Linked DNA regions of Homo sapiens: regions 1, 2 and 3 are each linked to region 4. Evidence: chromatin loops called from intact Hi-C (ENCODE). Cell type or tissue: endothelial cell of umbilical vein. All regions are shown on one strand. Each heading gives the region's core, and the rest is flanking DNA. Links, peaks and the distances in the headings are about the cores only. Region 1 has its middle 110 kb from the start of LINC02285. Region 2 holds the start of LOC124903385 (a long non-coding RNA gene). Region 3 overlaps LINC00523 (long intergenic non-protein coding RNA 523). Region 4 holds the start of MEG9 (maternally expressed 9).

Region 1 (7,509 bases), core at 1,563-6,562, 160 kb after region 4:
TTCTAGGGAATGTCGAGGCCAAGAGGGTGGGTGGCAGGTCCCAGGTCACAGAGTGTGGTGGTGGCCTGGCCTTGAAGCTGGCTTTCCTCACTTTCACCCACACGGGTCACGCACCAGCTAATCCACCCCCAGCTTCCAAACAAGGCGATTGTCTCTGGGGTGGAAGATTCCATATAAACATGAGATTAATTTTGTATTATTATTGACTGAGTGTCAGTTGCCTTGGCTGGAGGTTTTGGGGTCAGGATGAAAACTGGATGCTTTTGCCCACCAAACCTTTCAACAATGTGGGAAACACCACCCCACAACCAGACCACCAGACCTCCCTGCGGAGCTGGCAAACACCGCCGCCAGGGCCAAGGGAAATGGCAAAGTCAGAGAGGCATGACTTGGTTTGTGAGGAGGAGAGGAAAAGGGCCTTTCAAAACAAAGCTTGGGACAGCCCATCGGGCCTCTTTCTCCTTGCCTAGCAGAATTCTTGGTGACATGTTGCCAGCGTTCAAGCACAGTGCACACACATGAATGCCTGCATACACATGCCCACATACACATGCCCACACATGTGCCCCCCCACAGGCAGGTACGCACACAGTCACGCACACACAGACGTGAGCATATGCACTCGCACACACACACACGGTCACGTGCATACATCCGTACACACATTCTTGTAAGTGCACACACACACGCTCACATGTAAGCACGCACACACACATGAACACACAAGTGCCCCCACACACAGTGCTGTCTAGTGCTAGCCTCGGTTCCTTTCTGTGCCATCGCCCATGATTAATGTGGATGCTTTCATGAATGTGTTTTCTCTCGGCGCCGGGCCTGTGCTTAGCCCGCGTAAAGCAGTGCTCTCAGGCCCAGGAGCTGGGGTCTGGTTAAAGCGGTGCCTCGCTGTCAAAAAATGTTGGCAGCTGGAGAGCAGAGTTTGCAAAGGCCAAGAGGAGACGTGTGGCAAAATGAGGGTGCACAGTGCACCCTGGGCCTCAGGGGCTTCCTGAAAACCTGCCCTTCCTCAGGCCCCAAGGGCCCACGGCACAGACCACTCCACCCCGCACCATTCCTCCCCACACTGCTCCTTCCCGCGCATTCTTGCTCCTGCCCCGGCGGGCTGTTTGCAAAAGGTGCTGGCAGGCGTTTCCCCAGGAAGGCCAGGGCCTCCTGCATGCGCCTCTGCGGCCCCCTCCACGTGCCAAGCCACCAGGCCTCCCGCCTCCCTAAGCCCACCCAGACGGGGGCTGAGTCTTGGTGAGCAAGATTGATGGCACAGGATCAGAGCCAAGGGGAGGCTCCTGCCAGCCGGAGGCCTGGGGAACTGAAAACATGGCCTCAACAGCATCTCGGGACCGAGGAGCTCAGAGGAGCATGGGGAATGAAAACCTCAGTTTTGGTTACTCTCTTAATAATCCAGGGCCCTCGGAGACGGTGGGGAAGATGAGGCCTCTTATGCTGATGGCAACGGGAATCCCTCAGGATTTCAATCCCCATTCTGGGGGAACTGTTGAAAGGGGCCCCTTGCCGGGTGTATAAAGGGATCCTCACAGCAACCCCAAAGGTTGGGCCCCATTGTCCTCGTTTTACAGCAGAGGAGGAGTGGAGACTGGGGGATGGCGACTCCCCAAGGCCACACAGCGGAGGGTCGGAAGCAAGGCCCACCTTCCGCCCTCACCCACACAGACCCCAGCCTCAAATGCAAGCCCGTTAAGGCACACTCTGTATGTAGAAACTCTCACCGATTTTGTCTGTGCACAAAGCTAAACAAACGTCCCTAGAACAGGATATGGGATTGTGGCAGGCTTGTCTGGCAACTGGGAGAATTGGATTTAGCCAGAGAATTTCTTCCATGAAAAAAGGCTGTGGGCTGGAACCTGTTCACAGCAAGTGGTGAGGCCAGACCACGGCCCACAGCCACAGCCCACAGCCCCATGGCCCCACAGCCCCAGAGCCCCAGAGCCCCAGAGCCCCACCACACACCCTGCCTGCTGCAGATGTACCCTCTGCTGGGGCCTCCCACGTCCCCCTCTTTGAGGTGAGGGAGTCGGGTGGCCCTCCTTCACCGCACCAGCAGAAAACCCAACAAGGAAAGCGCAGCCAAGGGCTCTGCACCCACAGCCAAGGGCTGTATGTCCAGGGGGTAGGAGAGACGGTCCCCTGGGGGAGCAGAGTAGGGAGGTCTCGAGGAGCCATGACCTTTCAGGCAGACATGGCACTTAGGGGTGAGGAAATGCTTGTTTGCAGAGAGAGGAAGGGAGTGGGAGCTGGGGGCTGTGTTGTTTCCATATTCACAGAGCCAGATGAAAATAGGGTGGTCTAGAGTCGGTGGGGGAGGGACTTCAGGGCATCGGTTCTCATCGCCCACCCGACAGGGGTGGGCTCACCAAGGTCCCTGAGGGGAGCAGCTCCCCCTGCATTCGGACAGCTGTGAAAAGACACTCCTGACTTGCGTGTGACCCTGCGCGAGCCACTCCCTGTGCTGGGGGCCCAGGTTTCCCTTTGTAAGACAGAGGGAGGATGGCAGCTGCAAGAAGACAGCTAAGGACAATGGCGGAAGAGAGAGGGAAGTGGGGGAGCAGCGGGGGTGGGGGGCCTTTCTCAGACTCCAGCCTAGTGAGGAGTCCCTGCGCAGAAGAGGACACGACCACCCAGTGCGATCACGCCGCACAGTGGGGCTGCGGGAGAGCAGAGAATCCCCCTCTAGGGTGGGCTCCTAAGGGACGCGGGGTCCAGCCTCGCAGAGGACACGGCCCAGCTGGGGTACAAGGTCAGAGGGAGGGCAGTGAGCCCAGGGACCCGGGGGTCTGCTTGGCAGCAGAAGGGGCTTCTGAGGAAGGCCCAGCCTGGCGGTGGGGACCTAACAGGGGCTCACCCTGCTTCAAGCAGCAGGGTCTGAGCCCAGCTCCCAGCTAGGCTGCCGGCAAGGGAGAAACAAATGGAAAATTCAAGGTCCCTGCATTCCGAGAGGGCATTTGGTGCCTCTGCCACCCTCCTGGGCCTGTGTGTGTGCCGTATGTGCAAAATAGGGTGCGTGTGTGTGGGAACATGTCTCTGTGGGTTGTGTGTGACTTATAAACGCGTGTGAGTGCACGTCTGTGTACATGTGTGAGTATGACTGTCTCTGCGTGTACATGTACATGTGTTTGCGTGTGTGCACTTGAGTGTGGATGTTTATGAGCGTGTACGTGTGTTCATGTGTGTGCTTACGTGTGTGTGTGTGCGTGATTGTGTATGGCCAGGGCTGTGATCACAGACATCAGGGAAAAGCTCAGTACCCAAGCAGGGCCTTGGTCCCCAAACCGCCTCAGGCAGGAGAGGCGGGGGTGCCTGCCAGGGCCCCTCACCACCCTGGGCCGCTTCCTCCTGGGCAGGGCCCGCTGGGCAGGGAGCTCCAGTGGATCCCTGCCAGGTCTCCTGGCTCGCACTGCCCCCCAGTGGCCATCCTCAGTGCCCAAGGGCCTGGGGCTGGAGTGGACAGCGAACCACAGATAGGGCCCCGGAAGGACCAAGGCCATGGGCCCCCTCTGTGCAGGGGCTCTGTCCTCCAGCCCCCCTCCAAGAAAACAGCAGATTTTCTGACCTAAGACCTCCAGACCCACCAGGATGGTGCCTGTCCCTTCCAGGTGGGCCACCTCGCCCAGGCTTCTGGAGGGGAGAACCAGCCCCTTTTGACTAAACCAACTGCCAGGGATCTTAAAGAGGAAGGACCAGCCCATCCGATGCGCCCACCCGGAGATGCCTCCTGCCTGCCACCAGCTCCTGGTGGCCTCTGCCAGGTCACCCCTTGGTTCCAGACCTCAGCTGCAGCATCTGGGTTGGCAGGGCTGAGGACCCTCGCAATCAGACATCTCATGAGTTTTGGACTTTAAGACCTGATCAGCAGGGTCTGGGAGCTGCCCTGAATGTACCCTCAGAACCCCCTACAGAGGGGATCCTCAAAGCTTCTGCAGGATTGAGCTGCGTGTCCTGCTGCTGGAGCCAGCCACCCGGGCTTTCCCGTTCTTGGGAGGAAAGGAAAGAGAAGAACGAGTCCTTTCTGGGCCAATGAGGACTCAGGCCAGGAAAGCGAGGGGCTGGGCCAATACCCATCCCCCTGTCCCTGCCAGACGCATTTTCAAGAGTCTCTATTTTGGTCAAGAGAGTGGGCCTGGGAGAGAAAAGTGCTTGTGAGCGGAAGTTACAGAGGTCCTCTCAGGGCCATGGTGATGGGTGGGGGGCCCTCAGGAGGTCGGGCAGGGCTGTCCTCCCACCACAGAATCCCCCCAAACGGCAGCCTCATAGCATTGTCAGAACTCGTCTTCCTTACACAATTTCCGGATGAAATATCTGAAAAAAAAGAAAAACAATGCCCAGTTACGTTGGAATGTCTGACAAAGATGCAACATTTGAGATACGCTTATATGAAGACGTTATTTATTGTTGGTCTGAAATTCCAATGTAACAGAGTGTTCTGTGTTTTTATTTGCTGAGCCTGACAACAACAGCACTGTCTCTCCTCCAGGTTCCCGGTGGATTTTCTCTTTCCCAGGCACAGGGCTGTGCCTTGCTCCCCTGAGGGACGCCCATCTCAGGTGATGGGGTCTGTCCATCTCGGGCTGCCTCTGCCAGCTCCCCACTTCAGATGGACTCTAGCAGCTGGGCTTGCACAGCCCACTGCCCGGGGTCCCGCAGATGAAAACACCCCACTGGGGTTGTTAACTCAAAAGAATGTGCCTATCGGCTCAAAGTTCAGCTGCAGTCGCATTCATGGCCTCCGTCTACTGGACGGCCTCCCAGGGTCCTGGCACACATGCCAGGCCCACCTTCCCTCATTCAGGTGCCTCTGAGGGCCCGTTACCAGCAGGGCAGGAGGAAGTTGTGGAGTGTGCCAGATCCTTGCCTGCCTCCATCGCTGATGGTGGACCTTATCTTCTGCCTTTGTCCTCAGGCCCTCCCAGGGTGCATCCCAAAGGCATTGGTCTCAGCCCAGGCAGGTAAGCAGTGGATGTGTGACCTGTCACTGAATTCTGCAGCTCCTTCCCACTGCTGGTGGTAGGTGAGTGCCAGGCCCTGAGGACTTGATGCTGGTCTTGGGGGCTGCGGACTCAGCATGGGGTCCCCAAGAAGGGGTCCGAGTCCCCCTGTGATGGGCAGAGTCCATCCTTCTTAGAGTCTGAATTAAAACAGCCTCTCTGTTGTACAGAAACACTCGCTGCGGGGTTGGCTGAGCAGAACCTTTGCGTGGTCTCCCTCCCACCCACTCTGGCCCAGTGTGTCCTGCTCCCAAGACCTCATGGGTGCTGTGGCCTGCTCCAGATGCCCTCTCCACCGGCCAGCCCCATCCATGCCCATGGGCACACAGTGCCTAGTCTCACAAAGCAGCTGTCAGGTAAGGGGACTCCGCCTCCCCTGGCCTCCTTCCCAGGTGGTATCTGGAGGAGACACAAGTCCTAACTTCCACACTCCTCGGTTTCTTTTTAGGCAAACTTGGCTGATTTCAGAGCACTGGCCACCCCTGCCTGGACCCCTCAGCTCCGTGTCCCCAGGTCTCTGCCAGGCAGGAACACATGTCCAACGCCGCCGCCGCCTCCTGCAAGTGCTAAGGCCCCAGCCTGGACACTCAGCGCCCATCCTCCACAGGACAAAGCTCCAGCTTCCTGCAGGGCCCTCCTCTGCCTCCACATTTTTTTTTTTCCAGGCTGGAGTGCAGTGGCGCGATCTTGGCTCAATGCAAGCTCTGCCTCCCGGGTTCACACCATTCTCCTGCCTCAGCCTCCCAAGTAGCTGGGACTACAGGCACCAGCCACCACGCCCAGCTAATATTTTGTCTTTTTTTTTAGTAGAGACGGAGTTTCACCATGTTAGCCAGGGTGGTCTCGATCTCCTGACCTCGTGATCCGCCCTCCTCGGCCTCCCAAAGTGCTGGGATTACATGTCTCCACATTTTTTTTCACTGAGAAAGTCTGTTTTGAAATCTTTAAAACTAATGAATAAATTAATGATATGTTCCAGCTTCCAAAAGGACCAAGTTTCTAAATGGAGAAAATGGTGCCTTTGCAGCAAGAGCCAACCCCAAGGACCAAGTGCCCTAAAATGAATCTGCTGATGTTCAAAGGGCAGAAATGGGCTGGTCCTAAGGACCAGGCCACCCAGTGAAAGTGGGTCTCCAAGCGTGCCTCCTGCCACCCCGGTCTCAGAGGAGGCTGGCCACTCCTTCAAGGTGACCGTTCCTCAGAGGGTCTTGGTGCTCTCATCTGTAGAAAGAAACTGTCTCCAGCCCTCAGAAGTACTGTGAGGCAATGGGATGGGGGAGGCTACCAGGAGTCACTCAATTATCAAGCAAATGGGGTGGTCCCTGAAGAGGCAGAGAACTCCAGGTAGAGCCCAGAAGTCCCAGAAGAAGTCCAGGCACTTGCTGTGTGCTGATCAGGTGGGTGAGAGATGGGTCTCACGCTGGGCTCTGACCTTTCTTCTTCCCAAACCACCCACGAGCTGTTGGAAGTTGGGGCTGTGTCTCTGTCATGCCTGTACTCCTCTGGTGCCTACTGGGTGCCCAGTGAGTGATCAATGGATGCAAGAAGCAGCAAATACTGTTGGCTGCATCTGATATGTGGTTATCAAATATAAGGTTTCAAATGAACCTTTTAGGCCTAAGAGTCTTTTCTCAACAAATGATTCTTGAGGAGCTATTTTCACATTGTTCAAAAGGTTTATGTCTGCTCACCACTCAACAGGCAACGTCTGACATTTTAACTAACTGCTTCTTGTGGACTCATCCCTGGTGAGCACCCAGGTACCTACCACATAAACAGCTTGCAAGAGGTACTTGATGAATGAATGAATCCATCAATAAACAAAGGGGCTACATTGTAACAGGTGGCCTGCCAGTATGTCTCTTTCCTTAGACTGTGAGTTCCAGGAGGGCAGGAAGATTTTCGCATTTATTTTTTATTCCCTGGAGCAGGCAGGAAGGTCCCCGCATATTTCTTGAATGAACAAAGGGATGAATGAAGACACACTCGTACAAATAGATGCATTGCATCCTTCCTGTGGATCAAACCACCATGATCTCAACAAGCAGCACCTACGAAGCTCCTCTGACGATGAGAGCGGGACAGCTCCATCCTGTTGGCTGTACCAGGAAGCCCAGCCTGCTGCAGACTCATCCCATCACATACCTGTGTTTCTCAGAAACTTATCAGGAAGAAGGCAGTGTCTGTGACCTCAGCCCTTCTGCCAGGCGCTGCTGGCCCAGGTTCAGGGTCAGCTGCAATTCTCCCTCGGTGGGTGCCGACCTGCAGAGCTCTTGCCGCAGGTGTTATGCAAACAACTGGGGCCACCGCAGTGTGTGCATGGCCCTGCCTTGTACTCTGAGAGCTCGGCCCCTTGAAAGATACCCTTTGAACTATTGAAAGGGCACACTTCCAAGCAAAGGGTAGTGTTTGTGCTGACCATCCTCCCCCAGCAGTGTTAAGTCTTTCGGGGCAAGATGGTAAGATCCACAGAGGAGCCTAAGTGGAGGGAAGG
Region 2 (7,509 bases), core at 1,682-6,681, 380 kb before region 4:
GCTTGGGTCGCTTCTCTCCTGTCAGCGTGGGCCAGCGTGGGCTGCTGTGGCCCCGGCTGCTCCAGGTTGGGGGGATTAATTGGCCTGTTGCTGGAGGCAGGCAGAGGCTGGACGGCGGGTAGGCAGAGCAGGCGAGGGGGACCCAAGGCCTGAGCCCCTGTGTTTGCGGGGTGAGGGCAGTGTCCCTGGAGGGAGGGGGTGCTTCTGGCCCTAGGCGAGGGTCCCTGGTGAGCGCCTCTGCAGGGACCCATCCACAGGGCAGCCCACATTAGCATTCTCTGCACAAGAGTTTGCAAAGGAATGACTCACACTCTGGCTGACTAATTTGAAAGTAAGCTGCTTTTGCTGCAAGAAGGTTCAGTGAATCTTAAAAACTGCGTGATGGAGATTTTATTCCTTGTTCTAGACCTTTCCTTCTGCCAGGAAGGTGGCTCTGCCTCGGTTTACGCCTTTGGTTTGCTCACCTGGGGAAGTGGTTGGGGGATTGCGGGAAAACTGAGACTCCCAGGCTTGGCTTGCTTAGTGCTCACAGGTCGCATGCCCTCGGCAAATGACTGAACCTCACCGGACAGCAGGGCGCACCCACGGCACAACACACACATTTGGCGGAATGGGGACCCAAGCCCTGCTGAACCAGGATGAGGACCTCCTCCCACACGGGGTGGTGGGCTTCACAGAGAGGTACATGAGGGGAAGGATTATTTTCCCCTTTTACAGACAGGTAGCCCAACAGTGCAGAGAGGTTAAATCATCCATCTGAGGTCACACAACTGCTAGGTACAGAAGGTGGGATCACCCCACCGGGCTGGTCACTGCCCTCAGCCTTCCCAGCTTAGTTCCCCACCCTGAGTTAGAGCAGAGCCTCAAGCTTGAGGAGATGACTTCTTTTCTTTCTTTCCTTCCTTCCCTTCCCTTCCCCTCCCCTCCCCTCCCCTCCCCTCCCCTTTCATCCCCTCCCTTTCCTTCCTTCCTTCCTTCCTTCCTTCCTTCCTTCCTTCCTTCCTTCCTTCCTTCCTTCCTTTCTCTCTCTCTCTCTCTTTCTTTCTTTCTTTCTTTCTTTCTTTCTTTCTTTCTTTCTTTCTTTTTCTTTCTTTCTTTCCTTCCTTCCTTCTTTCTTTCTTTCCTTCTTTCCTTCTTTCCTTCTTTCTTTTTTTTGATGGAGTTTCGTTGTTGTTGCCCAGGCTGGAGCACAATGGGGCGATCTCGGCTCACCGCAACCTCCGCCTTCCGGGGTTCAACTGATTCTCCTGCCTTAGCCTCCTTAGTAGCTGCGATTAGAGGCATGCGCCACCATGCCCGGCTAATTTTATACTTTTAGTAGAGACGGGGTTTCTCCATGTTGGTTAGGCTGGTCTTGAACTCCCGACCTCAGGTGATCTGCCCAGCTTGGCCTCCCAAATTGCTGGGATTACAGACATGAGCCACCGCGCCCGGCCGAGGGGATGACTTTTATCTGTGTCCTACAGGAGGCGAGTTGCTCTGGAAGAGTCTCAAGCTGGGAAGTGGGAAATCGCGTCTGAGCATCCGTCACGAAGGGAGGGAGCCCTCCAGGAGGTGCTGCAGGTGGGAGGCTGAGAGTGAAAGGTGGCCTGAGCTGTGTGGGACAAAGGATGCACCTCGGAGATGGACCCTAGCTCTGGTGTTGACGGGAGAGCGGATGAGGGAAGGAGAATCCTAAAGGGAACTCCCGAGACCCTGAATTGAACAATTCATCTCCTCTAGGGCCTGACCTCCCTTGACCGCCTACTTTCTTTCTTTCTTTTTTGAGACAGGGTCTCGCTCTATCGCTCAGGCTGGAGTGCAGTGGAACCATCTTGGCTCACTGCAGCCTTGACCTCCTGGGCTCAAGCAGTCCTCCTACCTCAGACTCCCAGGTAGCTGGGACTAGAGACGTGCACCACCATGCCTGGCTAAGTTTTCAATTTTTTCTAGAGACAGGTTCTTGTGATGTTTCCCAGGCTGGTCTCAAACTCCTGAGCTCAACTGATCCTCCTGCCTCGGCCTCCCAAAGTGCTGGGATTACAAGTGTGAGCCACCGCACTTGGCTGGTCCCTGCTTTAAATTGTCCATACCGCATGGACTGGCCCCCTCCCCTCCCTAGCTTTGGTTTTCTCCTGAGCCCTTATCACCATCTGACACACTCTCTAGGTGTATTGTCCATCTGCAGCACAGACAGAGGACACTCTGGGGCTGGGTGAACAGTGTCCACCTTCCTGCAGCAAAGCGTTGCCCCCAAGTCTCCTCTTGGGCAGCTGCTCAGGGTGAGGGGGTGTGTTGAAGCCTTGAGGGAGAGTGACCTCTGCAGCATCCCCTGCGCCTTTGCCCAACTGACCTCAGGAAGGGAGGGGATGGAGGTGGTGGAGGCCACAGCATGAATTCCCTGCACCCTGAGCCCTCAGGCTGCTGAGTGCGATGGCTTGTTGGCTACATGGCTTTGGGAGAGCTAGTTGCACATCCTGTGCCTCAGTTTCCTCACCTGCACATGGGAATCATCATACGGGCTGGTCATCACGTGGTTCTTACCCTGCAGCGCTCGCAGTAGCCCGCTTTAAAGATGGACGTGATGAATGAATGGATTAGTACACACTGGGGACAGAGGGAGTGCTGGATAAAGTTTTGCTGTGATGCCTCTGTTTTTTTACTTGCTGTGTTTCTCTGGGCAAGTGGCTCGGCGTCTCTGAGACCCAGCTGCTTCACCTGCAAAGTTGTGATAACGATGGTGCCTGTTTCCCAGGGAATTCGGGAGGTCTTGATGAGGTGGCTCATAGAAGACGCTTGGCATGAGGCCTGGCACCTTTTAAGTGCTCCATTAGAGCTCACTGTGATGATTATGAAGTGGCAGCGCTGGGACTGGCGCCCAGCCCGGGCGGGCTTACCCGCCTCGCTGCACCGACCTCCTCGGCAGCGACCTCACCTTCCATGGGAAGCTGTTTCCTTCTGGCAGCAGATGATGGGCAGAAAATTGAAAAACCTAGTCAAAGTAGCATATTCGTTTCCTAGAGCCCCCGCTCCTTCCCATCACCGTAATACAAGCCAGAGATAATATCCTCCCAAATAGGTTTACTGAAGTCAACCCATTACAAGTGCGGACATGCTTGGAGATAACAGAAGCCTGCGAGTTCTTAATATCCTGCCTGGCATGCGGGAGGAATAAATGAGCGGCGAGACCAGACAGCCCCGGCTGCAAATACGCTGCCACGTCCCTCGGCCATCCATCAGCCCGCGTGTCAGGTGGTGTCTTTGGCCCCGGGTTTGGGAAATATTGTCACCATAGGGATGGAGTCAAGTGCCTCCTTTCAAAAATAGATCTGCTTAACATTTATTAACTTAGACAACTGCACCAGAAAAACAATCAATTCCTTGAACTCTATAATCACGCACCTCACATGGCTCCCTTCCTTAGTGTCAGTTCTGGTGATAAAGGTGGTTTGGGTCCAATGGGGAGGTGAATGGCCTGGAAGCGGAGGTACGAGAGGGTGCGAGGCGAGGTGTCTGGCTGTGATGTTCCGCAGCGAGCTGAGACCCAATTACTTTTTGACCTACTAGTCTCCAGAGCCAGTCATTCATCACGCTAGCTGGGGCCAGGGGCCTCCTCAGTCCCTGCCCGGCGCCGGGCTGGGGCCAAGAGCATAGAGAAAGCAAAAAGTGGTCCTGCCCCCAAAGAAGCTGCCATTAATTGAGAAGAGACAGTGACAAGTATCTGGGATCACTCTTGGTGATCTCATCCTGTCCATGGCTGTAAATTCCACTCATGCTCTGATGAGTCCTGAATTTATGTTGGCAGCCAGGACCTCTGCCTTGAACCCCGAACACTGCCATCCAAAAATCCTCTCCATACCTTCACTGGGATGTCTAATGGGCATCCTCAACATGCCCCTGCCCCAGGCTGAGTCCCCAGTCCTCCCTGCGGCTGCTGTCCTGCAGCCAGCCCCATCTCCTGCAGCCAAAGTGGGGGTCCTCTTTGACTCCTCCCCTTCCCCAACACCCCACAGCCAACCTGTGAAGAAGGCCTGTGAGACCTGCCCTCTGAGACTAGCAGGTTCCAGCCACACCAAATGGCCTCCGTGGATGGCTGGGGCAGCTCCCACCTGGCCCCGTGCTTCCACGCGTGCTGTGCCTTCCCATTCATCTCGACCTAGCGGCTGGAGGAATCCAGCACAGGCATGAGCTGCACCAAGCCCTCCTCTGTCCACAGCCCGCCAAGGGCTCCTGGGTCACCCGGCCAAACATGAGTCCCTGCCAAAACCTCTGAAGCCCTGGCGCCCTCCAGTCCCTGTGCCTCCCTGAGCTCATTTCCTACCACTCGCCACCTCTCACTCCACCACAGCCACACGCACTTCCCATGTACTCTGCAAACACGCCGGCCACACTCTTGCCCCAGGGCCCTTGCGCTCGCTGGCGCCTGGGCGTTCTTCTTCGGGTCTGCTCCCTGGGCCTGAAACTGCACCTTCCCCTGAGCACATTCCTCTAATACTAGCTCGCTCGCCTTGTTTGAGGTCTGTCTCCACCGGCAGAAAGTGAGGCTGGGGTGGCTGAGGTCTGTGCGGTCATTGCCGAGTGCCCAGGGCCTTGCTGGGCACATGCTGAGCACTCAGGAAGTGCGTGCTGAATGAGTAAACGAGTGAATCACTGATCGAATGACACATAGCTCTCCCTGAGAGGGCTGCCCACCCTCCCTGCCACTTCAGAGACTTCCGCTGCGGCTCTTTCATGGAGGCGGCGTCCTCTCCCAGTGGACAAGCTGGAGCCTGCCCCTGCCTGGCTCTGCTCTTGTCATGGACGGTGTGGATACAGGCTCAACCCCCACCTGCCCCTGCCTGAGTCTGCAGGGACAGTGATATCTCTCGAGGTCACTTCATCTCTGAAAAGACCTTCCTCCTTCCCTCTCCATGGACGGAACATCTTCCTCCCTCCCTCTCCATGGCTGCAACATGTCAGCCTCTCCCCTATGTTTCCCTTCTGGAATATTCCATTCAATAATTCCTCTTCCAACCGCCTGTCCCTCTGGAAACCTCAATTCACAATTAAAATCTCCCACTCTCTTGACCACCCCTACCTGGCTCCTCCAGCATCGGTCCCTACCCCACGACCCAAGTGGAAACCTGGGGTTCCTGGTGCCTCCCCGGCCACCCCCTGCTCCCCTCTCCCCCAGCCCCCTTCTCTGCAGCTCCTGAGTCTCCACGCCCCGTCCACCCCTTCTGCGTACCCACCCCTCCCAAGCACTGGATGGTGAGGCGAGGACTAGGCCCTGCAGCTTGTGGGGCACAGCAGGCCCCCAAGAGAGGGTGAGACTGGGCAGGGCAGCGGACAGCCCTCATGCTGGAGTAAAGAGGTGCCACTTATGCATGCGACGAACCCCTTAAAGATGAGCCGCACAGCCTCGGGCCTCTCGGAAGCTTCCAGGCTGTATGCCCTGTGTTCTCTATTGATACAGTTCAGTTCGATCCACTTAACAAACATTTACCCAGGGCACACAGAGCGGGGGCGGCCCTTGGGAGGTGCCCTTCCGCCCACCCCTCGGAGCCGACTGCCTCTGCCCCTTCTCCCCTCCTTCTGTCTCATCCTCTTCCTCTGAGCCCTCTCCTTCTCTTCTCTCCTTCCTCTCCCTCCTCCCCATCTCTTTCTTCTCCTCCTCTGCCTCTTCTGGAGGCTCCTCCAGAGACCCCTTCCCCCCACCCGACTCTCAGGGTCTCACACTCTGCCTCAGCCCCGAGCTCCTGGCTGCCCGAGCCCGGCTGGCTCTGAAGGAGGGATGGGGCGGGGAAGCGGGCTTCCTTGGGTCCACTTTGCAGATGGCTGCGAAGATGGCCAAGGAAAGGGAGACCCAGGCAGGGGGAACTGCCTGGGCAAAGGCACACGGGTGGGAGGCAGGTGGCCTTCCCCGGGACCAGAACACACGGCGGTCAGAAGGCAGCAGCAACCATGCCTACACAGCAACAGCGGCTGCGGCCAGTGCTGCGTTACACTCGCGCCTTCTTGACGGAGCATGACTAGGGCTGCTCCTTGGTGGAGGGGCCAGGGACATCTGAGTGGGCTTGCAGAGATAAGCCTGCCATGGGGGCTAAGGACTGGGCCTGGTTTGGGACTGGCTGTAGGCGCTACTTCAGGGAGGATCCTGTCCACTCACCTTTGTGTCCCCCAGTTGGGCCTGGGTCGTGGAAACGCTAGCAGTGGTCAGCTCCAGCCTGTGCTTACTATGTGTCTGGCGTAGATCCAGCACATTTGCACGGATGTAAACTCCCAAGCCCTCCCAGGGTCCCTCAGAGGAAGGCACTGCTATTATTCCTATTTTACAGATAAGGGAATGAAGGCACAGAGAGGTTTAGTAGCCTGGCCAAGGACACACAGCACAGCAGGGATTCAAACTGTGGGAGTAGGTGACCTGCAAATGCTTGTGGCATTGACGAGTGAACAGACAAGCTGAAACTGTCACCACATGCCTCTGACAAGACGGAGGGTGACCACAGCCAGGCTCTGGGCCAGCTGTGCCAGGGCAGAGACAGATGGATTTCTTCTCCCAGCTTGTTCCTTGGCCTGGTGATGGGGAGAAGTGAATTCTCTTAGCTGACTCTGTTCATTCATTTGCTCATCTGCTGATTCATTCATTCATTCATTTATTCATCAAGTACTAATCAAACACTCAGGCCCTGGGGAATGAGGGGTGACAAAGACCCAGCTCCTGTCCTCCCTGGTGTAGCCGCCTGGCCAGCAGGAAGACACTTAGATGGGGCTCCACAAGAGGCAGCGTGGTGTGGTCAGAGAGTGGTCCCCGAGGGGCCTCCGGGGATGAGGAGCTTGCAGGCTGAGCTCATGCAAGGAAAACAGGCTGGGTATCCTCTGCTCTGTCTGGGAGGCTCAGTGCTCTCCCGCTCGCTTGGCGGGGCACCGACCTCCTGCCGCCCGGAGCCCTCCTGTCTCTGACTTTGTTTTCCTTCCTCTCATCTTTCTCGCCCACTTCTAATTTATCTGTCTGCGCCGGTGTCACTTCCTAAGCCCCCCTAAAGCCTGTGCAGAATGAACTGGGGATAAATAACATGAACGCCGCCAGCGACGGCATGTTGGGACGGCCAGATCCGCCCAGAAGGTGATCAGAAAAACTTCAAGGACTTAATTGTTCCGATTGCCTTGATTTTTCTATTCTAGCCAAGAGCCTCTAAGGCCAAAATGGTGTCCCTGTCTACACCTCCCCTCTTCCACCCCCTGATATTCTCTAAACCAAATTAAAAAAAAAATGTCTGTGTGGGTCAGGGAGGAGGGGTTCCTCTGAAATTGCTGAATGAGAGTATTCGGCCTTGAGAAAGTGGCCTCCAAGTCAACCGGCTTTGTAAGTCACTCTTCATTTAAGATAAAAAGTGAATTTGTTCATCTTATCCATATTTTGTCGTTTGTTCTAAGACATTTTTTTCCCCTCAACTCTCTCTGAACAAAAATAGCCATTTGACCATGAGTTAGAAAGCCGGGGGCCCTTCCGGCCCCTGCTAGCCGCCCCCGCTTACATCTGGAGAGCAC
Region 3 (7,509 bases), core at 1,309-6,308, 410 kb before region 4:
GCTCCCCCATGGGGACCTGCAAAGTTTGATGGGTCTGTGTGGGAGTCACTTGGCAAAAAGGGGACTGGCTCCTGCGAGAATTCCCAAGAGGATTCGAAATCCCTGGAGCTTGCCAGACTTCTGCTAGCTGGGGCCAGGGCACTGCCGTGACTCCTCAGTTCTCCCGCTAGGGAGATGGGGCTAAAAGTCTTGCTCTGCCCACCGCAGGGTCTTCTTGGGAGAATAAAACGAGGCCAAGCGTCTCCAGAAAGCTTGGGGCTTCTGCGATCAGGGGGTTGGGATGGAGGCCCCACAGAGCCAGTATCAGCAGAGCAGGGCAATAACCCACATTTCATAATCCTTGAACTTGGACAAACAGACACTGGGTCCCATGTCAGCAGGCCTAAGGCCGGAAGGGTGGCTCGCCACCTTCTGAAGACAGGGATCAGAGGCCCAGACAGGGATTCCGGGGCCTTGGGGCCCCAGCACCATGCCCGAGCTCCACGTGAGAAGATGAGCTCAGGCCTCCGCTCCCTCTAAGCTGGTGGGTGGGAATTTGGGATGGGATTTGTGCGAGGTGAGGAAAATTGTTTCTAGTTTCCTCCTTATGGGGCCTGAGCTGGGCCCCTGTGTCTACCACTGGGGCAGGCCTGGGCCCAGCTGTGGATAGCTGCCATGCCGGCCACTTCACCTCTGGCTCTGCCAAGCCTTGTCCCCGTGGGGCCGCCCTCCACCCCGGCTCTACTGTGCCAGAAAGGAGGCCCCAGAGGCCAGGAGGCACCTGGTCAGCCCACACCTACACCGGCCAAGTAGCAGGTGGACTTTTCACGTGGGAAGCCAGACCAAATCTCTGGGCTCCATTTTCCTGCTAAAGGGAAACAGAAAACCTGGAACCCATCAGTTGTCATTGGGGATGGAGGGGACAGAAGGGACAGGGCCACCTCAATCCTGTCCCTCGAGACCTGAGACAAAGATGTACAAGGTGTGGAGCAGGCAGCGGGACCAGGTTCACTCCCAGAAACCTGGGCTTGGTGAACTAGGGGAGCCTGAGGCTTCGGGGTAACCGGAGAGAACGAGAGAGCTTCCGCACAGTGAGGCTCGCGGCAAGTGCGCAGTAAATGTTAGCCCTGTGGCTGCCCTCCCCGGGACTCAGTTGACCCGTCTCGTCAAACAAAGAAGTCACTCAGAGCATTGGTTCACCCAGGTCCAGGGTGCTGAGAGGGCTGTTCTAGGGGTCTCTGGGTCCCCCATGCCTCCCTTCAACCAGGGAAACTCCCTGAAAATCTATTCTACATTTTGGGCTTCTGGATAAGAATTCACGGGAATAAAGGATCCCACAACTAAAATACATTTTGTAAAAAGGCTGGTTTGGAGACGCATGTGCATACAAAGGGCAGCCCGCAGCCCTCCTGCTCCAAGTCTGTTGGCGGAACTTAAGCCCAGGCAGCCTGTGTGCAAGGGGAGGGCAGCCTGGCTCTGTAGGAGATGGCTGGTTTCAGGGTGGCCTTGACCTTACTATCACGGAGTTCAGTGACCTCTTTGCAGACCTGCTCTGGGCTCAGCTGGGATTCCAGGGACTATCAGCAATTGGAGGGGAGTGTCCCTCCCCACTGAGAGAGGTGGAGAAGGACAGGAGCAGACAGCCCTGCAAATGACTCATCCCTGCCCTCCGTGCCTCAGTGCCCTCATCTGTGAAATGGGTATAATAGGAGTGTCCCTCTTCATAGCGTTGCATGGATGAAATGAGATAATGCATCTAGAGCTCTTAGTGTGGGCGGCCTGGCATGTAGTAAGTGATCAATTAATGGTGGCATGAGTCACTGTTACTCATATTATTATTCATATCGCAGTGCCCTTCGGCTTCTTCAAGAATGTATACTGAGCTGGCCTCACTCCAGAGTTGTTTACTTGTGCTTGTCTTCACAAGGTAATTGAGAAGAGGCCAAAGAGAGCAAGGGCCAGCCCTCCGGCCGCCTGCTTCCCAGGCCGGACTGTTTCCTTCTCCAGGGCCACCTCTGCAAACTCTTCAAAAGAAGCAAGGTCATACTCCCTAGTCTAAGCAAAGGAGGAAACCAAAGGCAGCTTTGATATGTCAGCTTAGGGAACAAGCTGACGGCACGGATCACAAGCGCTGGGTTCTGCCTGAGCAAATGGCTCTAAATGACGTACTTCAGGCTCTCCTCTTAATGTGCTGGGTGTTTATGATTTTTTAAGAAGTGCCTCATCAAAAAAAATGCAATAATGATGCTCCTAACTTAACAGCAGCACTTTAGAAGAGATGAATTATTCACATCAGAGATGAAACAGGGACTCTACAAACTGGGCCAGCTGAAGCAGTCCCTTTCCCGGGAACTATTTTTATCTTTTTTTTACAGTCTTTCATCTTGGGAGACACGCGGTTCGCAATGTACGGGGAGCCCATTGCTTGGAGCCCAAGCTGGCAGGATGTCAAACCTGAAGTACTAGGCGTCTTGGAGCTTCTGCCTGGAGTACGAAATCCGAGGAAACTGAAGTGTGGAAAACGGGGCAGTAGCAATGTGAATGAGGATGATTGAGGGGTGCTGGGGACTCCCTGTTTCTTAACCTTGGAGGGCTCTCAGAGGCATGCTTCTCCATCGTCGACCCAGGGCACCATGGAGCTATCTTGCCCTTTCTTTTCCTGACATCCAATGATTCCCCACCTAATAGTGCATGGAGCTCTTGGGAAAGAGTGTATAGATTCTATATGGTGTGCATGGAGCAGCTGGCCCTGAGGAAGGAAGGGATTTCATTATTGCAAGGCTCAGGGGCAAGTGTGGACTAGCAGGGTCCCAAACTCTACAGGCCTTGACAGTCCAACATTGTCACACTCAACACTCGCCCATTTGCTTTAAAAAGCACCCTAGACCTGCACTCTCTGATATAGCAGCCATGAGCCACATGGGTACTGAACACTTGAAATGCAGTTTGACCAAATCGAAAGGTGCTGTGAGTGCAAGCAGCATACGGGACTTCAGAGACTTAGTACAAAAGGAGAATGTAAACGATCTCGTGAAGATTTCTACATCGATTACACATTGAGATGATAATATTTTGAATACATTGGGTTAAATAAAATATATTGTTAAAATTAATTTCACCTGGTTAAGAGCCAGGTGAAATTTACTTTTCAAAACATGTTGCTAGAAATTGTGAAATTACTTATGTGGCTCACTTTACATTTTTTTTTTTTTTTTTTTGCCCAGGCTGAATGGAGTGCAGTGGCGTGATCTCGGCTCACTGCAACCTCCGCCTCCAAGGTTCAAGCGATTCTTCTGCCTCAGCCTCCTGAGTCGCTGGGATTCTAGGCACATGCCACCACACCCGGCTAATTTTTGTATTTTTGGTAGAGACAGGGTTTCGCCATGTTGGCCAGGCTGGTCTCGAACTCTTGACCTCAGGTGATCTTCCCACCTCGGCCTCCCAAAGCGCTGGGATTACAGGTGTGAGCCACTGCACCCGGCCTCACTTTACATTTTTATTGGACAGCACTGCTCTAGAAAGGGAGCTAGGAAGATAGTAAGTAGTGGCTGACTCTTGGTGGTGGAATTACAAAAGCCTTTCCCCCCTCCTTTTTTAAAAATAATTTTTCTGTGTTTTTTAAGCTTTGCAGAAATGCCACAACTAGCCATTCTTGCTTTATATCTGCAAAGGCACATCTATTATTATTTTTAATGACTCTCAGAGCTTGTTGGGAAATGGGACTGAGTTAAGCAGCTTCCTGGAAGGATCAGTGTCAGCAACCATGCTGTGGGGAGAGTCAGGGAACAGCAAGAGTGTCGGGGGCTTTGAGGACTCCAGAGATTTGAACTGGGCTCAGGGTTCAAGAGCTCAGGTAGGAACCAGAACCCCAGTGAGGGGTGATGGGGAAGCTTATTAGTGAGACACAGGAAGTGGCTCCAGTGATGGCTTCATGGCTTTGGCCTGGTGGGGCCTCTTCCGGTGTACACAGCAGGAAGCTGTGCTCTTCCTGATGGACGTCAGCTCCTATCTCTCCTGGGGAGTGGAGGCTGCTCTGGAGTGGGGCCAAGATCGGGAGGCCCAGGAGAGAAAAGGGCCTGCAATCTACCTCCCAGTCAACAAGATGCTATAATAAAAACATAGCCAACTGTCACTCAGCGTTTATTACGGTGCCAGGTGCTGCTTCACATACTTTCCATATTTTAACTCATCTATTCCTGAATTGCAATCTATGAGATAGGAACTATTATTGTCCCCATTTCACAGATGAGGAAACAGGTGCAGAACCGTGGAGTAACCTGCGCAGGGTCTCCAGTAGAAAAACAGGCCCTTGGTCAGATGAATTTACCCACTTCGGCCACCAGGGGCGCTGTTGGCACAGCTTGAACTCGAGACCAGCGCTGTCCAACGGAAACCGAACGTAAGCCACATTTCTAAAAAGTACACAAGAAAAGTGAAATTAGTGTTATATTTTCTTTAACTCGGTATATCCAAAATAGTATCATCTTGGCATGTAATCAACACGACATTTATTAGATACTTTACTTTTTTTTTGTTAGACTGTGTCTCGAAATCCAACATGCTGTTTGTACTTAAATGCACTTTAGATGTGAGTTCCATTTTAGGCACCCCGTAACGATATGTGGCTCGTGGCTGCTGCATTGAACAGTTCAGCCACTAAAATCAAAGAACTAGCCCAGGATGGCGAATTGGTCCATCCAGTCTACCAACCCTGATTGTTGGTGTTGGTGCTTGGAGGCATGCTGTGATTGATTAGCAATGTCTGCTGTGAACGTGGAAGGGGCACTGTGGGAGGGTCTGTGTCTCCTGTATACTGACTGATCATGAGCCATGCCAGCACAGTGAAAAGAGACCTCTGTATTCCTGTGGGTGGTCGTGCACCAAGGGTTGTGGTGACCTCCCCCTCCTCTGCCCTCCTGTGGTTTTTACTGTGTGCGGTGGGCCAGGCTCCAGGTATACTGATCCTGGGTCCTGTGTTCACATTCCTGTGCCTCTGTTTTCTGGCTGTGACTCCAGATGAGCCACTATACTTCTGCGAGCCTCAGCTTCCATATCTGAAAAATAGGCGTAATAACCACTACTTAGCAGGACTGCTACATATATGAAGAATTGGCATTCAATAGACATAGAGTAAGTGGTGGCTCCCCATTCTTCCTCCTGCTTCCCCCCCACTCTCCTCAAGACAGACTCAAAGTCTGTCCTCACCCAAAACCCTCTCGGGAGGCAGACAGCTCCTTACTGCGCCTTCTTGGCGATCTCTCTGCCCCATCCAAGGCTGAGTGAGGCCTCCTGCTTGCTGGCTTCCTGCAGTGCCCCTCTGCCGGCCCCTTCTGTCAAGGCCAAGGACCGACTCAGCCCTCAGCAAGCTAGCACAATAGCCCTCCCCATCTCTGGCTCCAAGTGGGCTCTCACCTATCAGACAGCTGATGATGCTGAGACACTCTGCTGGTTCCATGGTTTTTTTGTTTTAGTTTTTTTGAGACAGAGCCTTGCTCTGTCACCCAGGCTGGAGTGCAGTGGCTTGATCTCGGCTCACTGCAACCTCCACCTCCCTTGTTCAAGCGATTCTCCTGCCTCAGCCTCCTGAGTAGCTGGGATTACAGGTGTGTGCCACTATGCCCGGCTAATTTTTTTGTGTTTTTAGTAGAGACAGGGTTTCACCATACTGGCCAGGCTGGTCTCGAACTCCTGACCTTGTGATCCACCAGCCTCGGCCTCCCAAAGTGCTGGGGTTACAGGCATGAGCCACCGCACCTGGCCCTGGTCCCATGTTTTTTAATAACCACCCCCCTCGGCCACTGTAGACAAGGACGTTCTCTTCCCGGCCTCCAGTTAGGACACTGGCTCTCCTCCAGCTCAGCATGCAGAGGCCTCCCATGGCCTGTGCCAGTTAGCACCTCTCCCAAGACACCTGGGGCCCCCTTCTGGGGAGGAATTTACAATCAAGCAACATCTGGCAGAGAGTGAACTGTAAATGGTGAACACGCTGGCGAGGCAGCGACTCCAATTAGGAAACAACTAGATTTCTCTAAGTATGATGGGAAAGTAATTCTCTGGCCAACAGAGTTTAATCAGAATGTTTTATGCAAGACGTATCCCTGACCCTGACAAATCTTCCCCTTCTTGCTGGAAATTAAACAAATACATTGTCAGCGCGGATTCCGATGAGCGCATAAACAGATGTGGGCTGGTACAATCATGAAATTGAGGAGTTTCAATGACTGAGACGAGCAAGAAACAGGCTGGAAGCTCTGCTGTGTCCTCTAGGCTTTTAGCCATTCCTGCTGTGTGCTGGGGGCCCCAGGAAAACAAAGACTTTCTGCCTTGTCTGTGGCGTCTCTCCATACCCCACCCCCAAAGAGACATCCTTTTCCTCCTTGTGACCCTGTAGTCTAAATGGCATCCTGAATTCCCTTCGGTTCCAGCTCCTGCCACCCTGCCCTGGGAGCATTTGCCCCAGCATCTGTCTCCCCTGGCAGGCCGTTCTGATGTGTCTTCACAGCCCTGGCATCCGGGACAATGCCTGGCACACAGCAGACCTTGAACAACTGTTTGCAAGAGGAAGAGAGGGAGGGCGGGAGGGCGAAGTCCGGGGACTCTGCCTTCCAGGAGGTTCCGTGATCAAAAGCTGACTTGCTTCTGAGTCTGTGGAGCTGAGCTGCAACTCAGCCAGGCTGCAACTCTGTGTGAGGCACTGTTTACTGACCAGGAAAGTGGGCAGAATGGCAGGTGGTTGCTGTGAGAATTACTTAAGGCAGTTGACTCATCTGGCACAGAAGAGGCATGAGCTGGTGGTGGTGGCAGTCGGTGGCTCACACTCCATGGGAAGCAACACTCACTGTGCCGAGTGCCTTGGTGGCAGTGTCGGGGCAAAGACAGAAGGAAGGCGGGAGAAAGACCAATGGTTCCATCCCAGAGGAGGGTGCTACTGGGCTGGCTCTTGAAGTCCCAGAGAGGTGACTCACCTAAAATCTCTCAGAGGGGGACGTTCTCGGGGCAGCCTGGCTTCCCCAGCGCCTTCGGAACCTAACACCTGGGCTTTCCCCCTTGCGCTTTCCCAGGCGCTTTTGGTAGCGTGTAGGCTCATGGACCCTTACCCAGGTCTTCTCATTGACTGTGGAAAATCACCTGGAAAACTTTAGAAGATTCTATTCCCCCAGACCAGCCTTGGAAGTTCTTGTTCAGGAACAGCAGGATGAACCCTGCCTCAGGGTTTGGGACAAACTGCCCAGGTGTGGACCATCCATTTAGCAAATGACTGTAAACGGTAGTGCTTTAGTGACTTGAGCACTCAATGGGATCCAGACAGACAGAGCAGGTGAGAGAGGACTGAGTGGGTCAGAGCCAGCCTGGCCGAGTCCCTGCTCTCCACTCTCCAGCCCTTCCCACTGTGTTCACCTGGGGGCAGGGATTTCCATTGCACAGGGAAGGAATGTGCTGTGCCCAGGGACACCTCCCCCATGGATCCCCATCCAAGGACTAGAATGCTGCCTGGCCCCTTGCTACAGCGATCCCGTGCTTTCCTTTCTC
Region 4 (7,509 bases), core at 1,164-6,163:
TTCTCTGTACTCACCTGTCATCTCTCCAACTTGGTGCCATCACCCATGAAGTGGGATGCTTTGGTGCGTGTCTGGCCTGGGGAGAGGGCTGCTTGCTTTGTCAGAAGACTCAAAGCATGATGGGCATCCAAATACCAAAGACCTATGTTGACCTGTGTTTTTCACTCCGCTTGATGGCAGTTGAGGGCTATATTCACTGCCTCAGTTGCATGGAGTGAACAAGACCTAGTGAAGGTGGTGGGTGCGCTGAGACCATCTGGTTGATCTCTCCTGGGTGGGACCAGGTGCTCCCCTCACCACCCCCACCCTTGTCTGTGTACCACCACTCTGCACAGACACGTTGGCTGGTGCAGTCCTGGAGACCCACGGAGCTCACGGTCGTCAGGGGTCCTCAAGGATTCAGAGAACCCCCAAATGTCAGGGCTGCTCCCTTCTTGTCCTGCCTCTCTGCTCACACCCTTGGACAGGTAAGAAAACTGAGGTCCACAGAGGGCAGGGTGCATTGCTGTGGCTTTTGTTCTGAGCACTGTCTCCCCAGCTTTGGGGTTGAGACTCTGGGGTCAAGACCCACCTCTGATGAACGAGCGGCTTCCTTCTTTGTAAAAATTGAGGCGACCCAGACCAAGAAGGGCTGCAAAATCACCAAGCCAGGACCTCAATACCCAAGGGGCTGGGGTTTCGGCCACCCTGTGGCAGAGCTTTTAGAAGCCAGGGCCCTTGGCTCGGCAGTGCTGGCTCATAGTAGGTGCTTAGTTCATGCCTGTCTCCTTGGATGAAATCTGACCATAGACACCAGTGCAAAGCAGGTGTTCAACACAGGAGGGTGTACTGAACCCGATCTCTCTATCACCAGGAGGAAGCACACGGGAGGCACTCAGAGAACGTTTGTGGAATGAATAAATAAAAGCATATTTTGAGGGAATAAAGAAGCAGAAAAACAAAGAAGAATCTGGGGAAGATGGGCATAAATCTCCACCAAGTGCTGCCAAGGCTTCCCAGGCGAGGCTGCTGAAAAGACCCTGTGGAGGTAGAGGGACAATTTGTCATGGATGGGAATGGGCTTGAGGGCCGGGAAGCAGGGCATGATGGGGCCTCATTCATCATTTTCCCGTTATCCCAGCAGCGTGCAGGGGAGCAGGTACAGCACCTGCCTGTGCAGCTGCACTGCCTGCCCGAAGGCCCTAGGCCCTGGGCCAAGTGAGTGACCAGAGGGGGACTGGGAATGGAAAGGACCTCAAGGAAGGACAAGCTGAGCTCTGGGAGGCCACCTCCTCCAGGAAGCCTTCCCTGATTCATCCTTCACAGGCAGTCTCAATTTGCAGTCAGATATCCACTGCTCTGATTCTTAGATCAGCAAGTATCTCCCTACCCAGACTGCAGGCTCTGCTGGGGCCGCGGCTGTTTCTGACTTGTGCACAATGGCATCCCTGTACCTAGCACAGGACTGAGTCCAGAGAAAGTGCTCAGTGATGCTTGTTGGCCTTGTCTCTCCTCTGTGGGCAGCACAGGGCACCCGGCGGGTCCTGAGGGTGTGGACATCCCACGGCAGAGCCTGCGGTTGATCCCGACCATGAACCAAGGCCTGGGGCGGGGGTGGCCACATCAGGCCACTTCTGCCAGGAGAGATGTGGCTGTGAGCTGGGGGTCTGGCCTGTCCCCGGAGGCATTCCTTGGGTTTGCATCCATCAGAAGATCCACTGGTTGCCTCTATTTGGGCCTGGAGCAGGGATGGGATTTTTCCAAGGTACATGGGGTCTAGGGGAGACCCAGGCCCATTATTAGGGTCGGTCTTGAGAAGGCAGAGATCAGGCCACCACTTTATTTGGTGTAGCTCCTCGCTCCATTGGTGTGTGCTGAGTGAATGAATGCATCAGGGACTCCTGCTTCCTGCCCAGAGCCCCCTCCGCACCCCACACAGCCTTGCTCCAAGGAGAAGGGGTCAGAGCCAACTGGACAGTGCTACAGCATGGGGAGCCTCGACCAGGCTCGGCCCTCGACGATGGGATAGGCAGACAGCCCCCTGTGCAAGGCAGCTAGCTTGCAGGGTCCCGAGAGGCCAAAGGCCCTGGTCTTTCCTGGGGCAAGAGGCTGCTGAGAAGGTGCACAGAGCCTGGGTGCAGGAAACCATCCAGAATGCTGCTTCCCGCCATCTGTGAGATCTTCGTTTTCTCTAACACTCAAAAATAGATGTTTCTGTTATGCTCTCTCGTTGGCAGGGGAGCGGCAGGACCTGCCAAGGCCTGGGGGAGCCCGCCAGCCTGCTGAGTTCTACTGTACAAACAGTTGGGGAGGGGGCGCTGTCTCTGTTAACTTGAAATTCCCCGATCAGTAAACATGCCAATTTAAAGTGTAATTAACTCAGGCCGGAAAAAATTCAGATTTGGACTGCTTTTCACAGTTGAGGTTGTTTTTCTTTTATTTATTTATCTCTTTCCGGGTGTGGTGGTATCTGTGGCTGGTTTTAGCCAGGAAAAATAGAAGGGGGACCGGGTGGGGAGGGGGCTGGTTGGGAGAGGAAAGGCTGGAAGGAAAGGAAGAGAAACGGGCGGGTGGCCTGACACCCAGCAGCCAGGTGTCTATAGGTTTTCTGTCCTGGGAGGGGGCTGTCAGGGTGATGCCCGCCTGCAGAGAGGGGGTCATTCTGCGAGGTTGGGCTGCAGACCCCTGTGCCAGCGGGCCTGGTGATTCGGAAATGATGGGGCACTGTGGAGAGACCCCAGGAAAACACCCAGTGCTGCTTTTGACATTCTCTCTCCATCTCCCCTTTCAGCGGCTGCTCTGCCTGGGATAAACACATTTCAAGAGTCTCAGTCCCCGCTTTGCCACCATCTCCTCCTCTGATCTCCTTTCCTGCTTCAAAAGACTCCAGAATCTTCTCGGTTCTCAGAGAAGGCTGAATCCACCTATGACCTAGTGGGAGCACCCTGTGCCGAAACTGTTTACCTTCTGGTCCCCGGAGCCATGGGTCACGACCTGGGCCTCATGTAGGCCCGCTCCTCAGCAGACCCCAATCTGCGGCTTCTCCCACCTCACTGGGGAAGAAGGAGAGCCCTGGGGATGTGGAGAAGCCACCCCCCACCCCGCCACATCCCCCACATCTTACAGAATCTCGATTGAATCCCCGGGGGCACATCCCTCAGCAGGACAGCAACAGTCTTTGCCGCAGCCTGGGGAGGGCTGTGCTGGGGATGAGCGCCGAGTGGCCGTGGACTAAGTGAAGGAAATGACCATGCTCTTCTCCCAGCTGGATGGCGAGGCCGGGCAGGAACCGCGGAATTCCTGCTCTTCGTTTTCAAACACTTTGCTGTCAAGCTATTTGAATAATAAATACACATTATAAAAATGTAAATATGTTTGTGTGTCTGTATGTTCGGAGATGATGTTTGTTAAGCGGGAGGTTTAACAACGGAGGCCATCTGCCTTCAGCAGGGATTCGCACAGAATGTCACTGGCCTTCGCCCAACAAGCACTTTGCAGGGAGCAACCTCCTGAAGTCGGGGCTCACTCCTGGGTCCCCCTCCACTGCATGCGAGCCCCCCGTTCCAAGGCAGGAGCCAGGGTCACGAAAATGCATGCTTCTTCATCAATCCGAGGTCTCAAACGGCTCCCCCAGCCCCACTGCCTGCCCGTTCCAGGCCTGGGGCTGGCAGCCTGGGCCCCACGAGGGGGCAGAGGCCAGAGCCCGGCGGCAGAGCCCGTGCCCACGCCTCGCTGCTGCCAGCCTCCGCTTGGTCACGACACAGCCAGGCTGACTCAGACACAGCCCCAAGCGGGAGCCTCATAAATGACATCATTACCTATGAAACCTGCCGTGTAGTGCGCTAGCAGGGAAGGACACACTCTGGCCGCCCGGTGACTCACACTGTTTTCCCCAGAGCCTTCCTGCTCCACCGCCTGGGTCTGAGCTGGCTGGGCAGGGGGAGGGGGCACTCAGCTTGGCCTCACTCCCCCGCTCTGCTGCAAATGCAAAAGCAATCGGCCAGGCAGCCACCATCCTGCTGAGGGCTGTGTGTGGGGGTGGCGGGGAGGAGGGGGGGCACCATCTCTCCGGCCTCCCTCTGCAGCCCCAGTGGCGCTCCAGAGGGACTGTCAGTTGCCTATGACAGGGGAGGAAACTGAGGCCTAAAGAGGCCCAATGCCTGGCCTCACAGATCCCACAGGGGAGGGTGGCTTCGGCTCATGCTGGGAACCCCCAGGGAGACCCTTCGGCGAACCCAGCCGCTGGGCAAAGCTGCAAAACCTCTGGCTGTTCCTGCTGGGCCTGAGACTCCAGCTTCTCCTGAGCTCCTTTGGTGCAGCCAACTCCTCCTGCTGAAAAACACTTCTACTCTTGAAAGTGGTGGCCTTGCCAACCCAAGATGTCCCCACCAGGTGGGGGGCACTGTAGGGGAATGCTAGTTTTTTTTTCTTCAATTAAAAAAAAGTAAAACAAATAAAATGGGACCTGTTGGGTATGGCCTTCAGAGTCGGAGGACTTGGGTTAAGATCCAGCCTTTGTCATTTACTGGTACTGTGGTTTTCTTGTATCTGGCCTCCACCTCCTAGGCAGGATGAGAGTTAAATGCCTGTTAGGTTCACGTTAAACTGGGGCTCCCCCTCAGTGATCCATGGTTGGGGAGGACCCCCACCAATCCTGAGGTCGCTGTGCACCTGCAGCCCAGACCTCACCCTGGCCCGGGGACCTGGCCTGATGGTCCAGCCCCCCACACACTGCTGGCTCTGGGGCTGTGCCCTCCTGATACGCCCCCAGCACCTGATGGCATCCCCCAAACAGAACAAGAACCGCAAACAGCAACAGCCCGTTTTTGCTCTTAGGAAGCTCAGAGCAGCATCTATGCCAAAATCGTTCACACTCTGGTCCCCGGAGCTACAGGTCACAAGCTGGTCCTCACCCAGACCCGCTCCTCAGCAGCCTCCATCCCTGACCCTGGTTTCCTGGGGACTCTGCTCCGCTGACTTCTGAGCTGTGGGAGCTGTAAGGGAGAGGAGTGGGCCACAGACTTGATGGGAGGATACAGAGGTAGAAATTCAAGTCAGGGCCACAGAGTTGTGTTCAAAACTGGGAACATGACCTGGGCTTGGCACAGAGCCTGGCGCCTGGGATGAGTGGAGAGGGAGAATTGGAGGGCACTGGGATTGGTAATCCTCAATGCATCTTAGGCAAATGAGCTCGGGGTCACAGGGCAGGATACATGGGACCAAGGAACACTGGTCAGCCATCAGTGCTGTGACCCAGGTGGGCTTGAGGTACAGTGGGGGGTCCCAGGACTGGCAGGCCCCACAGAGTAGCCTTCCCTGAGTTTGTCTGAGCCAAAAATCCCAGCAAAGGGCTTTGTGGCCCGTTGCCACTTTCACCCTGGTAGCTCCACCCCATCTCCCCCTTTGCCATGAACTCACAGCTCTCCTGCGAGGCCACAACCCATGCCAAGACTTTCAATGGGTTAAGGAATGTGCACATCTCTAAATGACCACACGTGCCCTGTCATGTACACGTGCACACACACTGACATGCATTTGAGGAATGGGGGCATTCTCTGTGCCTGAGCAGAGGCCAGGGACCCTGGATGGGTAGGAAAGAGTCGAGGGAGTTGGGCAGCAGAAGCACGTGCTGGTAGGGATGGCAAGGAGCCCTGGACGTTGGTGGTGGGTGGGTGCTGTATCAGGACCTGGGCTAGAAGAAAGGCTTGGGATCAGAGTGGACCCAGTTCTCTTTGAAGCATAGCTTTCTTCTGGTTCTTTGTAAGACCAAAGCAACTGACACCTGTGCAGCTGTCCCTGGGTGACTTTGTCTGATATCACACAGCCACAGGACTCTCTCTCTGTCCCAGTCACTACTGAAGCTGACTCTGCGCTCTCTCCCCGGTGATGAGGCCTCTCTTCTCACAGATGGGTGATTTCTCACTCTCATCCAGTTCCCCTCCTGGCCACACTCATTTTCTTATTGAGGCGCAGGGGGTACCACCCCTGGTTTGGGGACTGTTCGGCTGGCCACACCCCCTCTTTGGTGGGTAGCAGAGGAAGTGACACTTCTGACTAAAAAGACTGGGGTCACACTGCCCAAGAATTGAGTGGAGTTTCTTGCACAGAAAGAGTTTGTTTTCCAAAAGACAAAGAAGTTTCTAAGCCTCAGGAAGGGATGCTGAAAAGTCAGTGGACTGAAGCTGGCCAGGTTTCACCCCCAACTTGGGCACTAACCCTGAGGATGGGTGTGGGGGCAAAGGTGGCATCAATGCTGCCAGAGCCTCATGCTCCAACACACCGGAGCCACTAGCCCAGCTCGCCCATGCCTGTGACCTTGGGGCTGTCACTTGAACCCTCTGGGCTTCCGTGTCCTCATAATAGGATCTGGGTTCTTGAGAGAGAGACACCAAAGCATGCCCGGAACAGAGCCCAGCAGCCCACTCCTCCTCCGTCACCCCAGGCCTCTCTGCCAACCTTCTCTGCCTCTCCCATTTCAGCCCCATACCTGGTTTAGACCCTAGGGGGATGCTGGGTGCACAGAACAGACCACCTGCGCTTGGGCCATGGCTGCTGGGTACTGGCCTCTTCCCTAATGAGGGAGGAAGGAGTGAGGAGAGCCCTCAGAGGGGCCATGGGCAGTCCCGGGGTGCAGAGGCTGAGTCCCGAGGAAGTGGGGGCTCCTGCCGCCTCTCCGCAGGGTCCTGGCTGTGTCAGGTGGGGCTGTTGTTTCTCTCGTCTGCTGTCATCTTCCCTTTGCCATTTCCCTCGCGGGGCTGACATTTTCCTGGCAGGTCCAGGAGGAAGGAGGGTGACAGCTGCACAGACAGCCCCGGTGAGGGGGCAAGCCCGGCCTGTACTAAGGCTGTCTCTTCCCCCCGCTTGGGGAAAAGAACGGGTGCAGACCACCCCTTCCATGGAGGGGTAACTTCATGGGTTTCCCCCGAAAACCCCAAAACTTGGAACTGCTGCGGGGTTTCCACCTACCCTGCCTGTGTCCGGCACAGAGCAGCCTCCAACGGTCGCCTAAAAGGCGGGCAGCAGTCCCGTTTGTCTCCAATATCCTCCCTCTCCAGGATTCTCAGAGCACTTGTGATGGCAGCAAACTGAGTCTCAGCGAGGGGTTCACTGGCCCTGCACGGCTCCCGGCACTTTGTAACCTATAACGAGACGAGGACCGTGAGGATGTATTCATATTTCACGCATTCAGCTTCTATTTAACTATGTCTCCGAGCACGCGTGCTCTGAACTATGACCCCACAGAGAGACCACCACCTCCCCGCAACTGCCTGGCAGGGCGCACCAGGCTGCAGAGACAAAGGAATGGGACCTTTAGAAGCCTGGACCAGTTACTGGCACTGGGCGCCCACCTCTGGGTTGGGGAAAATGCCGTGTGCCCAGTGCAGCCCCAAGATGCTTCCTGGCCAAGAGGACCCCGTTCGTCAAGGCCTTTACACCCCTTATCTCCCCCAATGCCCTTTCCTGGCAGCCAGCCAGTGGTTCCACCTTTCCCCTTTTCAGCCAAAAAAAAGTAAACGCAGGCCAGAGAAG

The links. A loop is a pair of places that touch in the nucleus more often than their neighbours do. Peaks named below come from ENCODE experiments on the same cell type or tissue, not always from the same donor. Only the 100,000 strongest peaks of a DNase experiment are listed, where the experiment ranks them.
Region 1: it touches region 4 in a loop (6-fold over the local background); 5 of 110 quality-filtered maps call a loop at or near these places.
Region 2: it touches region 4 in a loop (4-fold over the local background); 2 of 110 quality-filtered maps call a loop at or near these places.
Region 3: a loop joins it to region 4, with 4 times the contacts of the local background. A loop is called at or near these places in 3 of 110 quality-filtered maps.

What each region holds. Positions count from the first base shown.
Region 1 is chr14:101,231,982-101,239,490 of GRCh38, forward strand. No RefSeq gene overlaps it. Among named protein-coding and RNA genes, the nearest start is that of LINC02285, 110 kb to the left of the region's middle. RefSeq lists enhancers at 414-1,060, 4,045-4,668. In endothelial cell of umbilical vein, for the core only: a CTCF peak has its summit at 3,453 (motif pointing left); a DNase peak (open chromatin) is centred at 3,400.
Region 2 is chr14:100,688,736-100,696,244 of GRCh38, forward strand. LOC124903385 (a long non-coding RNA gene) reads left to right here and starts at 596. Exons shown (of 3, transcript XR_007064339.1): 1 at 596-681; 2 at 1,467-1,563; 3 at 3,059-3,145. RefSeq lists enhancers at 203-1,018, 3,522-4,290, 3,780-4,979, 5,454-6,394. In endothelial cell of umbilical vein, for the core only: no CTCF peak of the experiment used is centred there; a DNase peak (open chromatin) is centred at 4,616; H3K27ac peaks cover 1,893 bases.
Region 3 is chr14:100,659,145-100,666,653 of GRCh38, forward strand. The region is part of intron 1 of LINC00523 (long intergenic non-protein coding RNA 523); the gene reads left to right. Among named protein-coding and RNA genes, the nearest start is that of LINC00523, 5.6 kb to the left of the region's middle. RefSeq lists enhancers at 1,378-2,577, 7,454-7,509. In endothelial cell of umbilical vein, for the core only: a CTCF peak has its summit at 4,320; a DNase peak (open chromatin) is centred at 4,347.
Region 4 is chr14:101,069,589-101,077,097 of GRCh38, forward strand. MEG9 (maternally expressed 9) reads left to right here and starts at 323. Exons shown (of 2, transcript NR_047664.1): 1 at 323-467; 2 at 854-3,349. LOC105370670 (a long non-coding RNA gene) reads right to left here. Exons shown (of 5, transcript NR_188195.1): 2 at 6,946-7,118; 3 at 4,893-4,973; 4 at 3,798-4,541; 5 at 2,390-3,312. RefSeq lists an enhancer at 6,964-7,509. In endothelial cell of umbilical vein, for the core only: no CTCF peak of the experiment used is centred there; a DNase peak (open chromatin) is centred at 3,843; H3K27ac peaks cover 2,462 bases.